Regions from separate parts of the Homo sapiens genome. Here regions 1 and 3 are each linked to region 2. Evidence: chromatin contacts called from ENCODE Hi-C or POLR2A ChIA-PET data. All regions are on one chromosome and are shown on one strand. The core of a region is the stretch at or near the end of the contact, and the rest is flanking DNA. Distances in the headings are between cores, read along the strand shown.

Region 1 (4,714 bases), core at 2,118-4,617, 420 kb after region 2:
TGTTAGAACACCTGAAAATGTCCATTTATGTGGTCCTTTAAATGCTGCTTTAGCTGGGTATAAAATTGGTTGACAGTTATTTTGTCTCAGCATTTTGATGAATAGTAGCTCATTTTTTCAAGCCTCTGTTATTGCTGTTTTCAGTCTGCCATTCCTTTTTGACAATATGATTTTTCTGTCTATGCTTTTTTTTAAGAACTCTTTACCCATGGAATTCTACAGTTTATCATTAATATTATTTGTCTGTGTGTCCTGCTTGGTACTTAGAGTGCTCTTTCAAACTGAGAACTTTTTCTTTTTGAGTTCTACAAAAAGTTCAGCTATTCTTTTCTTAGAGTTATCCCTTATATAGAACTTTGATTCTTATCTGCAGGATATTTATGTTTAAAATATATTTAACTTTTTATTTTGAAATAATTTCAAACTTACAGAAAACTATGAAGGACCCATTTTCTGATTAACCAGTTTTTTTAACTTTTTTCTCTCTTTCTGTGTGTGTCTGTATATGTATATGTATATAGACACACATATTTATAATATATACACATTATATAAACTATATACAAATTGTTCTTTTTCTGTACCATCTGAGTGTAGACTATACATTATGCCTCCTTACCCCTTAATATCTAGTGTGGATATTTTATAAAAGGATATTCTTTTAAGTAAACACAATGTAGTTAAGAAATTCAAGAAATTTTGCGTTGATGCAATACTTTTATTTTAGCCCACATTCAGTTTTTTTGCTATTACCGCAATAATGTCTTTTAGATATTTATTTCTTCCAATATAGAATACAGTCTAGAATTCCATGATGCCTTTAGTTGCCATGTCTGTGTAGTCTCCTTTAATCTGGAACAGTTCTTCAGTCTGCCATTGTTTTTAATGACGCTGACATTTTTGAAGAATACAAGCTAGTTATTTTACTGAGTTTATCTAATGTTTCTTCAAGGTTAGATTTAGCTTATGCACTGAACTAGCTGATATGATGCTCTTCCTTCTTATCCATCTCATCTGTCTGTTCATCCATCCATCCGTCTGTCCATCCATCCATCCATCCATCCATCCATCCATCCATCCATCCATCCATCACCTCTATCGTGAGTACAAATTCAAGGATTCTTACTTTATGTGACAGTTTATAATCTATTACTGCCATTATTTATTTTACTATTGAAAACATCCAAGATTTGGCCAGTGGGAGCCCCTTCAAGCTGCCTTATATGCCCTTTTGCAATGCCTGGCTATTCTTTTGATCACTTCCTATTTTTAGGTACAATAAGATTTTCTAGCCCAAAGTATACCTTACCTGCCCAAGCCCTGGAAGCAGCCATTTCTCTAGGAGCCCTTGTTTATTTTAGTGGGATTGTTATTTAGAAACCAACATGTGGGATCTACATAGCTCATTGCTATTTGGGTTTCATTTCTTCTAAGCCTTTTCAGCTGACAGAGCTAGGAAATATGTATAATTTTTAAAATCATGAATTCTTACCAATACCTATGATCCATTTTAACCTCACTGGATTCTTCCTTGCCTCTCTGCATCCCATATTTGTATGTCTTCTTCCACAGAGAGAATCCTATTTCTCCACAATATCATATATTTACTCATTTTCTCAATCCTGAACTACTCATAAAATAATCTTAGAATTGCTCCATTCTTACCACAGTGAAAAGCAAACCCACTAAGAAGAGTTCAAGATTTATCTGTTGTATATTCATAATATTATATCCAAAAGTTATTTGTATTTGTTCTTCCCCTCTCCCCTTTTGATGTGGTTATGTTATTCCTTTGAAAGACGATTAGGTTTATTTCTTTCTCTTTTCATTTAGTTTATTTCCACCCCCCATCTTTATTGCTTTTATTTTATATCTTAACATGTTTTAACATACTTCCAAAAATTAAAACAAAAAGATATCCTCAAAGAAGGGTCACCTCTTCCCCATCCCTTTTACTCAATTTTCCCTGCCAACCACTTGTGATAATCAATTTCATTGTTTTCTGGTTTATTCTTCTTGTGATTTTTTTTTTTTTGGAAAAAAAAGCAAATTTATGTTATTTTCCCATCTTTTTTTTTTACATTTAAAGGTAAAGTACTTTTCCACCTTTCTTCTCTTTATTGGAATGTATACTGTGTAAACCACTCCATATTCATAGAGATAGCTCTTTCTTTTTTAGAGCGACATAGTATTCTATTGTGTGGGTGCATCGTAGTTTATTTCACCAGTCTATGCTTGCACATTTAGGTAGTTTCCAGTATTTTGCAGTTATAGATAAAGCTACAATAATTTTATGCATATATATATTTGTACCATTGGAAGTACAGTTTTCCTGTTAAATTTCTAGAAGTGGGATTGCTGGGTTTCGTGAGAGTAAGTGCATAAACAGTGTTGTCAGATACTGCCAAATTTCTTCCCATCACACTTGTACCTTTCTGTATCTCCCCCACAATGAAGATAATGCCTGACTCCCCACATTCTCTGTTGCAGAGTATATTGTCAAGGTCTTGAATTTTTGCCAAGCATAAGATGCATGAGAAATGGTATTTCAGTGTAGTTTTAATTTTCTTTGTTATGAGTTTTAATGTGCACTATTCTTTTGGGTGGATTTGGAGCCATTTCTTCTATTTAAGGGCCATTTTTGTGTAATGCTGTGGATTGTTTGTTCTGTCTTTTGTTCATTTTTTCCTGAAGGAATTTTTGGTCTTCTTATCTTCAGTGTTTAAAAGTTCTTTACAATTGGGGATATTAGCCTTTTATCTGTGATACACAACTGTTTTTCCCAGTTTGTCATTTGCTGTTTAATTAGTTCTTTATGCTATTCACTGTCCTTGTTTCCTTTCTGTCTGCTTTTGTTTGAACATTTCTTGTTTATTTTAAATGAATGTTTTTCTTGCATCTGAGCATTTGAAATGTTCCTATTTTAAAGTCCTTGTCAAATTGTTTCATGATGTTAATTTAATTTTATTTGGAGTAATTCATGTTTTGAGTATTGATTTTGCTGGCTTGTTTTCTAAGCGTGAGCTGTCTACAAGTTTTGGTATTTTGGTGTGCAGGCTCATTTCAAGAGCAAAGTTTCTGTTTTGTTTTCGTTTCTCGTTCCTTCTCTCTCTCTCTGATAGTTTTGTGTTCGCCTCTACCTGGTCCTGAGATCCTAATAAAGCCTTAGCCGTGGATATCACATCCCTTGGTTACTGTTTTACTGCCTTCAGGGTGGACAGCTCACTTCATCCCCTGGCTTCCAGCTCTAAGCCTGGGCTCCCCCTCCCATCTTGCAGGGAAGACTTAGTCCTTGTTGCCTTTGAAGAACCCACATCTTCCCTCCCCTCTCCCACCCCACTGACTGCTTTGTGTCAGTGTTGTGCCTCTCATACGCAGAGATGATTATCTCGTTTGTGAGCCCGGCTTCATCTTATTGACTCTCTCCTTTTGTATTTTATCTGTCGCTTCTGTATGTTTGGAACAGGGGCACGGTGTCAGCACGTGAGTTTATGGAGCCTTCTTAATGGGAAATACTCCTTTGTACGCTAAAGGAGGGAATGTTGGAAGTCTTGAGGGGAACAGAAGGAAGGAAACTAGCATGATGGGGGCTTTCCTATTTTCCAGATATGTAGCATGCACCATTTCCTTTACTTCTCAGCTGCCCTCCCATTTCACACGCAGGACAGTGGGGGCACAGAACAGGCGAGCAAGTTGTCCAGCCCTGCAGCCCATGAGGGGGATGTGGGATCTGAATGCAGGCAGTGCCCCCGACTGGACGTCACCCTGGCTTTTGGGCTCAGCAGAGCAGTTAGTCCCCTCTGTGCCTGGAATGCCTAATCTTTGGCCTAGGCCTGGGTGTGGGGTTGGGAGTAGGAGAGGCATGATTAGGGACACTCACCAATTAGTTCCTCCTTTTTGAATGCCTTGGTGTCCTCCAGCTGACATTGGAGAAGTGCCTGGAGTGTGCTGGGCACTTTATTGACCCCAGGTCAGTTCTTTAATTGATTGAGTTCAAAACAGCCCGAAGAGTAGGTACTTTTAGCCCCTACCTTTTAAAATACTAAGTAAGATTGAATCTCATTTCTCATATTTTGTGGGAACAAGGAGACCAATGCTCAAGAGCTCGTGTGGCTTCCTTGCTTCTCCCATTAGCAAATGTAGGGCTGGGATTATTTCCATGTCCTCTGACTGCAGAGCCCTAAGCTTCCACAGTTCCAACATGTTCTGTTTCTCACAGCGTCTTCCCTGCCAGCTTGTTGCTGTCACTCGGGAAGCATGATGCTCCTGAAGGAGAGGGACCTCGAGGACTGCTCGGTGAGAGGGCAGAGTCTGAGGGGCTCTGGAGGCACCATTCCCCTGCGTCTCCTGGAGAGAAGGCCCGTTTCAGCCACCCGCATCCAGAATTGCACACATTTTGAATCCAGTACTCAAGGAGGCTCTGATCCCTGCTTGGCTCAGAGGTGTTGCATCTTTCTAAGTTTATCGGAGAGGCGAGCCCAGTGTCCTGGCAGAGGGTAGGAGGGTCTCTTTGCCTCTGCTAGTTTCATGGCTTATTTGGTAAGATGGCCTCAGGGCCCTCGTCTCTTCGGGTGCTTCTCCACCCTGTTGCGCTAATGGAAAGACCATGAGATTTGGGTTCACGAACACCTCCCCTCCCTGCATCACTCTTTATCACATCACCCTATTGTTTTCCAATCTGTAATTTTTTTAGGTATTAGTTACTTGTTAGCTT
Region 2 (4,473 bases), core at 1,668-4,167:
TTTTTGTTTTGTTTGAGACGGAGTCTCGCTCTTTTGCCCAGGCCCTCCACCTCCCGGATTCAGGCAATTCTCCTGCCTCAGCCTCCAGGGTAGCTGGGAATACAGGCACCCGGACCACGACCATGCCCAGCTAATTTTTGTATTTTTAGTAAAGATGGGGTTTCGACATGTTGGCCAGGCTGGTCTCAAACTCCTGACCTCAGATGATCCACCCGCCTCGGCCTCCCAAAGTGCTGGGATTACAGGTGTGAGCCACCGCGCCTGGCCAGTTTTAGGTTTTAATAAACCACTAGGGAGCTCTGCATGGGCATACTACTATGAAAATGAGGCTGGCCATTCAGATCAGTTCCTCAGCAAATCAGAATTTCTGAATTTTTTCAATTTCTTTTCTTTTTCTTTTTTTTTTTTTTTTTTTTTTTTTGAGATGGAGTCTGGCTCTGTCGCCCAGGCTGGAGTGCAGTGGCGCGATCTCGGCTCACTGCAAGCTCCGCCTCCCGGGTTCACGCCATTCTCCTGCCTCAGCCTCCCGAGTAGCTGGGACTACAGGCGCCTGCCACCTCGCCCGGCTAATTTTTTGCATTTTTAGTAGAGACGGCCTTTCACTGAGTTAGCCAGGATGGTCTCGATCTCCTGACCTCGTGATCCATCCGCCTCGGCCTCCCAAAGTGCTGGGATTACAGGCGTGAGCCACCGCGCCCAGCTGCTGAATTTTTCCAATTTCTATAGTTTTTCTGGGGCTACTAAAAAGAGCACAGTTTAAAAAATTATGCTAACTACAAGCGTGTCTTTTTTACTGTGTTCTTTCAGACCAAATCACACCTTCCTTCCCATACTTAAAGAGGTGCCTTTCTTTACACCAGGATTAAATTCCTCTTTCTTCCCTGCAACAGGCCTTTCCTGCCGCCCAGGCTGGAGTGCAATGGTGCGATCTTGGCTCACTGCAACCTCCACCTCACGGGTTCAGGTGATTCTCCCACCTCAGCCTCCTGAGTAGCTGGGATTACAGGCGTCCATCACCACACCCGGCTAATTTTTGTATTAGGGTTTTGAAATGGGGTTTCGCCATGTTGGCTGGGCTGGTCTTGAACTTCTGACCTCAAGTGATTGACCCGCCTCAGCCTCCCAAAGTGCTGGGATTACAGGTGTGAGCCACCGCACCCACCCATCTCCCTTTAATTTTAAAAAATAGATATGGGGTCTTGTGACACTTCCCAAGCTGGTCTCAAGTGATTCTCCTGCCTTAGCCTCTCCTGTGAGTAACTGGTATTACAGACGCAAGCCACCACTCCTGGCTTTTTTTCTTTAAAATACATTTTATGTGTTAGAGGAAGTTTACAGTCACAGCAAAATTGAGGAGAAGGTACAGTTCTGTACGCTTCCATTCTCCGTTTTTGCAAAGTGGGATCTTACTATAAGTAGAGTTTCTGGTATCTTGACTCAATTCCTATGTTGACTTTTTATAAACATAACTAGCCAAACCCTTGTCCCTTCATGTTTCCACTCAATCATGCTATCGGGCTTTTACCTGCTAAATGCAGGAATAGTTAGTGTGAAGGAAGTCAGGTTCTAGATCCTCCAACTTCCCCATGTACTTGCCGTTAGGTTATTTAATTAATATTCATTTAGCAAATCTTAGTTAAGACTTTTGGTATACTTCCCAGAAACTTTTTTCTAATATGCAAGGTCTTGCACTGTTTCCCAGGCTGGAGTGCAGTGACACAATCATAGCTTACTGCAACCTTCAACTCCTGGGCTCAAGGGAGCCTCCTGCCTCAGCTGGGATTCCAGGTGTGAGCCACGGTGCCCAGCTGTTTTCAATAGATCTGAAGGAAGACCAAAACAAATTGTCAACTGATAAAACATTTAAATGTTTTTGGTTAATACTTACTAGCTTGAGATACAATAAAACCCCTTTTATTTGCATCTTCCTATTTATGTGAACAAGGTACCTAAGCTTACACGTATGAAAAAAGTTGGAATAGAATTATAGCTGAATCCGTCTCATTGGAGCAATCACAGTGCTAGAGAACTTAGATACCAAAATTTTTTTTGAGACTTGAGTTTTGCTCTCCAGGCTGGAGTGCAGTGGTGCCATCACAGCTCACTGCAACCTCCGCCACCCGGGTTCGAGCCAGTCTCCTGCCTCAGTTTCCCAAATAGCTGAGATTACAGGCGCCCGCCACCACACCCGGCGAATTTTTGTATTTTTAGTAGAGACACGGTTTCGCCATGTTGACCAGGCTAGTTTCGAACTCCTGATCTCAGGTGATACACCCACCTCGGCCTCCCAAGTGCTGGGATTACAGGCGTGAGCCACCGCGCCTGGCCTAGATACCGGTTTTCTACAGCAGAAATAGTCACACTTTCTAAAGCAGAAGGGCTTTGGAGTCAGACCCGAGCTGGAGTGGGGGATGCTTTGCGATCTCTCTTCAGCAAGCTGTTGTTTTAGGGACGTGGGGCCACCTTCCTTTATTTGTATAAAAGATGCCACTGCCCACTTAAGAGCTGTGCTGCTCCGGGCCAGCAGTTCAGCGAGTGCCCGTCGGCCTGGTGCTGTCGGTCACGTAAGTGGGCTCTTTGAGGCTCACAACGCGTCCTCCCTGGACGTTCTGGGCCTGTTAAGTTTGTGTCCGTGGGAAACGCTCACGGCGGTTCCCCAGAGGGCCGAGGGAGAAAAGTGAGGACGTTTCTGGCCGCCTGGCATCTGCTAAATATCCTAGCAGGCACAAGGGCTCCCCAACGGGACTCGCCGACCCGAGAGCCCGGGTGGGCCTCAAGCCCCGCCATCTGAGACCCTCCGTCGCTGGCCCTTCCGGCGGCAGCGCCCGGAGCGGATAGGAGATGCCACGAACCGCCTCGCCAGTGCTAGGCTTTGTTGGGCTACGTCACTTCCGCCGCGGTCCCGCCCCCAGCGTGGTCGTAACCCAAGGCAACGGCCCATCCGGCAGCGACCTGAGTAGCTCTTGCCAGTAGGCCGGGACTAGCTGTCTCGGGGCCTTCCATCCGCTTGGCCCCACAGGTAGGTGTGAGCGGCCATTTCTCCACCCCTGGGGCAAGGCCCGGGACCACTCCAAAGGCGACAGAGCGAGAGTCCCTGCCTCGTTCGAAAGGAAGCGAGAGGGAGCGAAAGGCAGAGGCACTATGTGCCGGGGCTTCCCCAGAGCGGGCGGGGTCTGGGGAGGGGCGGGGCCTGAGGAGGATCCGTTGGGAGCGGAACCCTTTAAGGGTGGGTAGACGGAGGACGGGGAGGAATTCGAACGGGCAATCCAGAACGCTTTTCTGAATGGGATAGTTTGAAAGAAGGGCAGGCGTCTTTGTGGCACGGTAGGAACTGGCGGAGGAAGGGGAAGAGCTAGATGAGGAAAAAAGGCTTATGGCATAAAGGGAGGAGCCTGATAGAGAAAGGGGTGTGGCCTGCAGGAAGGGGCGGGGCTAGATGAAGAGGTGGAGCCGAGCGTGATGCGCCTGGGCTTTAGGGGTGGCAGGTGGAGCGCGTGTGTTTGATGACTTGCGCTTTGCTGTGGACTGTAAGCTGTGTGAGAGTAGAGAAGACGGATGCTGCTTTAGCTTTTTATTCTCAGTGCTAGGTACTTAGTGAATTCATTAATGTGAGTTGAAAAAGGGGAAGAGTTTGAGACTGAGATTGGAATAGATGTGGTCTGATCGGGAGGGATGGTGTAGAAACTGCGCTCCTTGGCATCATTCTGTGAAATACTTGAGGTTCCTGTGACCTGTAGGCATATAATAAGCAGAAGGCACATATAATTAACAAGGAGGATAAAATTTATACTCTTGGAAATATGAACAAATTGTGCAAGTTGGGTGGCGCGGGTGCTTAACTTTCAGACAAAGGTTCAGCTCCTTCCAGTGTGTTTCTAAATGCGACTCCCAACTCATTTTCCTGTAGAAACTGTGTCACAAATGATCAGGATGCCCAGGTCAGTCTTCAGGACCTATTTAACTGGTTCATGTAAGTGAAGATTGGTCCTGTATTAAGAAACTTAACTTCTGCCATGGCTAACAATATTTCTAATGATTATTCCTTCATTCAGCATAGGTTGTTAAGGAGCCGACCCACAGGAACGTTCATTCAAATTCCAAATGAGGCTGCCAGAAACTCATCTTTCCCTGGTTGGAATTTAAGATTCCTTTAAACCTATAGCTTGTAGGAAGATGAGGGTGTGTGGCACAGTGGAGAGCCAATGAGAAGTTGAGGCAAGGTGATAAGGAGTTTTGAGAGATTACCATCTATCTGCTTTTGACATAAACAGCTTGCGTTTGACTTAATACCCTGGGCCTTGGTTTCTCCTGGTCCTTCAACATTCCCCTGCCCTTAATGGATTAGGAATCTGTCAACCAGGTATAGGAAGCTACGGTAAGATATTTGTAATCTGACTATATAGACAGACTGGCAAACATGTGGCACACTCTATTTTCTGGCAGACATAATTAATCAACCCCAGAAATTTTTCC
Region 3 (4,208 bases), core at 117-2,616, 440 kb before region 2:
GGGTGCCCATGCGGTGCTGAGAGCCACGCTAAAGTCTTAATTAATAGGCTGTCCCATCTAATTCTCACAGTACACCCATTTTGCAGATGAAGAATGGAGGCTCAGTGAGCGCAAACCACTTGTCTAAGGTCATGGACTAATGAGTAGCCAGCTGGGTTGGAACCTGGATGGTCTCGTCACACTCCTGACCACTGCACCCCAAGTTAGCCTCGTTCCTAAGGTCAAACTGGGCTGCCTCTTCCTCCCTCCTCATGCCACTTCTGGAAGCTTCCCTCACCCTGATCCTCTGGAGGTGGCCACACGCCCCCACAAAGGGGAAGCTTTCTCAGCCACCCTCCTCCTCCCTGCCTGCCCCACCCCTCCAACTGCATGGGCTGGGACACCTACCCTCTTCACCACAAAACCAGATGCAAATCCATTCCTCAAATAGACTGGAAGTGTCACCGGATTCTAGTCTCTTCTATAGTAAATACATGAAGTCAGTCTCCATAAACAAATGCATTATTTTAGGGATGAAGATTCACTGGACATCAACAAAGCTGGCGGCGTTTTTGTTTTGTTTTGTTTTTGTTGTTTTTCTTTTAAACTAGCAGCAGCAACCACAACGGAAACCCCATGGTCTGTTTTGGGGTCAAAACACAAAGCCTTCCTCTAGCCCCAGGATTGCACTGGGCAGTGGGGGCAAGAATGCCCCACCTAGGCTGAGGGAAGCGCAGCAAATATGGTTTGGGCAAAGACAACAGGGCAAAGGTTGCAAGTCAGTGGAATGAAAGCCAGCCCAGAGGATCCGAGAGCTGGAATCTTAAATATTCACACCAGGAAGTAATGGCACTAAGTCTGGAGCCAGCTAGGGCCATGCCTGTGTCCCTTGCAAAACGGCTTGGCCTGGAAACAGGAGGCAGCTCCACTCTGGGAATTGACCCATCTGACCCTTGCCCCATTGCCTAGACCCACGGGTCTGCACAGCAGCCAGGCCAGAACGGACCGGGGGGTTCCCAAGTCAGCACCCTCAGCACAAGCTGGAGGTACAATCCCAGCTCCACGCCGGCTCAGCCCCAGGAAGGTGTCCCCGACACGGCAGAGAAACAAAGGCCAGCTCTATTTGCAAACTGGCCTCCTGGAGAATCCCGGGGTGGAAAGGAGCCCACTCCAGCCAGGTGGTATGGCAGATCAGCTTGCAGTCCTGTCATTCACTCAACAGCCGTTTCCGGAACACCTACTATGCGTGGGGCCCAGGCCAGCCGCGCTGGCTGTCTCCTCAACTCCAGCCTCTTGCTGGGACCTTGGCAACCAGGCCCAAGAGAAAGGCGGCTCCTCTGAATAGCCTGCTGGCAGGAAGCCCCACACTCTGGGTCTGGTGAGCAGCAACGGATGCAGGCAGGCCCCGCTCTACGAAAACTCGATCTAGGGGGAGAATCTTCCAACCTACCAAGAAGAGGAAAGAACTCAGAGGTTTACCAGAGGGCAAGGGATCAAAATCAAAACTCAAAAGCTCCCACCAGCCAAAAATGGGCCAACCGGAGCATCCAAAAGAATAGTAACTGCAAGGAATTGAAATTCATCAAATAAGCCGGACATGGTGGCTCACGCCTGTAATCCCAGCACTTTGGGACGCTGAGGAGGGCGGATTGCTTGAGACCAAGAGTTTGAGACCAGCTTGGGCAACATGGAGAAACCCCATTTCTACTAAAAATGCAAAAATTAGCTGGGTGTGGTGGTGCGTGCCTGTAATCCCAGCTACTTGGGAGGCTGAGGCAGGAGAATTGCTTGAACCCAGGAAGCAGAGGTTGCAGTGAGCTGAGATCATGCCACTGCACTCCAGCCTGGGTGACAGAGTAAGACTCTGTCTCAAAAAAAATTATTATTTTAATTATAATTATTTTGTGGCCAATTAATTTTATTAATAAAAAAGAAATTCATCAAATATAAATTTAAATCCATGAATTCATGTTGATATTTAAAAAAAAACCTTTGGAAGATGCTACAAAATCAGTTTATTACTCTAAACTTGATACAAAGGGGAAGAGTGAAGCATTTCTGCTGCCTTTCCTGTACACACTAAACATTGCAACAACCATGTAGCTGATGAAGTGAAGCCCTTCTTCGGATGATCCCATCTGACAAATGAGGAAGGAAAGGTAGAGCTAAAACACCTGCCCTTTGCAATCTCTAATGAAATAATGCACCTGAGCAGTGATTGCTGGTGCCCACTGGAACATGAGCAGGAAAGGTGATGGGGGTGGTGATGGATAGATCAGGCAGCCAGCACCAGAACCTGCCCATCAACCACAGCAAGAAAGACCCCCACCAAGGCATGAGGGACCCTGGAGTGAGGCAACTGGAAGTGCACAGAAACACCTACCTAGAGAGGAATCATGCCGAAAATTTTAATCCAAATCAACCAAATCTCTAGATCAGTGCTCTCCAATAGAAATACAATGCAAGCCACATGTTTAAAACTAAATATTCTAGTAGCCACATTTTAAAAAAGTAAAACAGGTGAAATCAATGTTAATAATATATTTTAACCCAATATATCAAATATATTATCACTTCAACATATAATCAATACAAAAAATGAGTAGTGAGATACTGTATATTTTTTTTCATACTAAGTCTTCAAAATCCAGTGTGCGTTTTACACTTAGAGCACATCTCAATGAGGACCTCATTTCAAGTGCTCAGCGACCATGTGTGGCTGGTGGCCGTGGTATTGGACAGCACAGGTCTAAAACTAACTAGAGGCCAGGTGCAGTGGCTCACACGTGTAATCCTAGCACTTTGAGAGGTAGAGGTGGGCAGATCACTTGAGCCCAGGAGTTCGAGACCAGCCTGGGCAACATGGTGAAACGCCATCTCTACAAAACATACAAAAAATTAGGCAGGCGTGGTGGTGCACACCTGTAGTCCCAGCTACCAGGAAGGCTGAGGTGGGAGGATCATCTGAGCCTGGGAAGTTGAAGCTGCAGTGAGCCACGATCATGCAACTGTACTCCAGCCTGAGCAACAGAGTGAGACCTTGTGTAAAAACAAACTAGGAATTCACAAGGTATGCAGGAAATCTACAGGAAATACAGGGAACAGAGGAATGTGTTAAATGACACCATGAGGAAGCAATCAGCAAAACTCAGAATATGGAAAATTCTACAGGGCAGATGACTAACTTAAAGAGATTGTAAAACCTTCAGTAAGCAAATACAGGGTGTAGACCACGTCCGGAATCTTAAATGAGCAAACCAATAGTAAAAATCATGAATGAAATAACTAGGGAAATGTGAACATTGGACATTTGATATCAAGGAATTATTGTTAGTTTCTTAGGCATGAGGATGGTATTACATTTATATCTATTTGTTAAAAGATACTTTATTTTTTAGAGATTCCTATTTAAGTCATTTCTGATGAACTAACAGCATGTCAGGGATTTGCATCTAAACAGTGGCTGGGAGAGAGGGAAGCATACAGAGGCAGCTACACCCCAAGACTCATCATAAGCTGGGAACTGTTGAAGCAGATGATGAGTACATGGGGGTTCATTTTACTCCCCCATGCTCTCAGTATATGTTTTAAAATTTCCCAAAGTTAGGCTGGCAGCTGTGGCCCAAGCCTGTAATCCCAGCACTATGGGAGGCCGAATCAGGTGGATCACCTGAGGTCAGGAGTTCAAGACCAGACTGACCAATATGGTGAAACCCCATCTCTACTAAAAATATAAAAGTTAGGTGGGCAAGGTGGCATGCACCTGTAGTCCCAGCTACTCAGGAGGCTAAGGCAGGAGAATTGCTTGAACCTGGGAGGTGGAGGTTGCAGTGAGCTGAGATCTCACCACTGCACTCCAGCCTGGGCGACAGAACAAGACTCTATCTCACCAAAAAAACAAAACAAAACAAAATAAAGGTTTGTGATTTGTGATTTTTTTTGTTTTAATGAAGGAAAAAAAAACATTGGTCTTGGACTGGTCCATCACAGTATCTGAGAAAGGTGGTAGTGAAGTGTAATTTTGAAAAGACCTGGAATCGCACCTCCAGGACTTAAATCCTGGCTTTGTGCCTGGCTGGTTGTGTGACTTTGTGCATGTCCCTTTGCTTGCTAAACCTCAGTTTACTCACCTCCTAAACAGGGCTACTAACAATAGTGTTTCCTCAGAAGACTGTCAAAGGATTAAACTAATCCAAACCAAGTGCTTAGCTGAGAGCACATAATAATGT

What was found. A loop is a pair of places that touch in the nucleus more often than their neighbours do. ChIA-PET counts read pairs that join two places held with the same protein, here RNA polymerase II (POLR2A). Pooled maps may share reads with other maps.
Region 1: a loop to region 2 is called in a pooled map, with 9 times the contacts of the local background. The contact joins the enhancer-like site here to the promoter of C16orf46 in region 2. A Hi-C loop is called at or near these places in 6 of 50 pooled maps.
Region 3: a loop to region 2 is called in a pooled map, with 3 times the contacts of the local background. The contact joins the enhancer-like site here to the promoter of C16orf46 in region 2. A Hi-C loop is called at or near these places in 4 of 50 pooled maps. POLR2A ChIA-PET finds 5 or more read pairs at or near these places in 2 of 52 experiments (BJ and activated B cell).

The regions. Positions count from the first base shown.
Region 1 is chr16:80,655,429-80,660,142 of GRCh38, reverse strand. The region is part of intron 2 of CDYL2 (chromodomain Y like 2); the gene reads left to right. Among named protein-coding and RNA genes, the nearest start is that of LINC01227, 85 kb to the right of the region's middle. RefSeq lists enhancers at 3,057-3,196, 3,347-3,396. Within about 2 kb of position 3,367, at least 6 of the 41 ENCODE cell types and tissues checked have a DNase peak (open chromatin) inside an H3K27ac peak, as active enhancers do.
Region 2 is chr16:81,075,682-81,080,154 of GRCh38, reverse strand. It overlaps C16orf46 (chromosome 16 open reading frame 46), which reads left to right and starts at 2,917. Exons shown (of 4, transcript NM_152337.3): 1 at 2,917-3,019. It overlaps C16orf46-AS1 (C16orf46 antisense RNA 1), which reads right to left. Exons shown (of 2, transcript XR_007065137.1): 2 at 3,557-3,731. RefSeq lists enhancers at 1,835-2,493, 2,606-2,655, 2,494-3,154, 3,246-3,385.
Region 3 is chr16:81,510,397-81,514,604 of GRCh38, reverse strand. The region is part of intron 1 of CMIP (c-Maf inducing protein); the gene reads right to left. Among named protein-coding and RNA genes, the nearest start is that of MIR7854, 21 kb to the left of the region's middle. RefSeq lists enhancers at 1,085-1,214, 922-1,752. Within about 2 kb of position 1,366, at least 20 of the 41 ENCODE cell types and tissues checked have a DNase peak (open chromatin) inside an H3K27ac peak, as active enhancers do.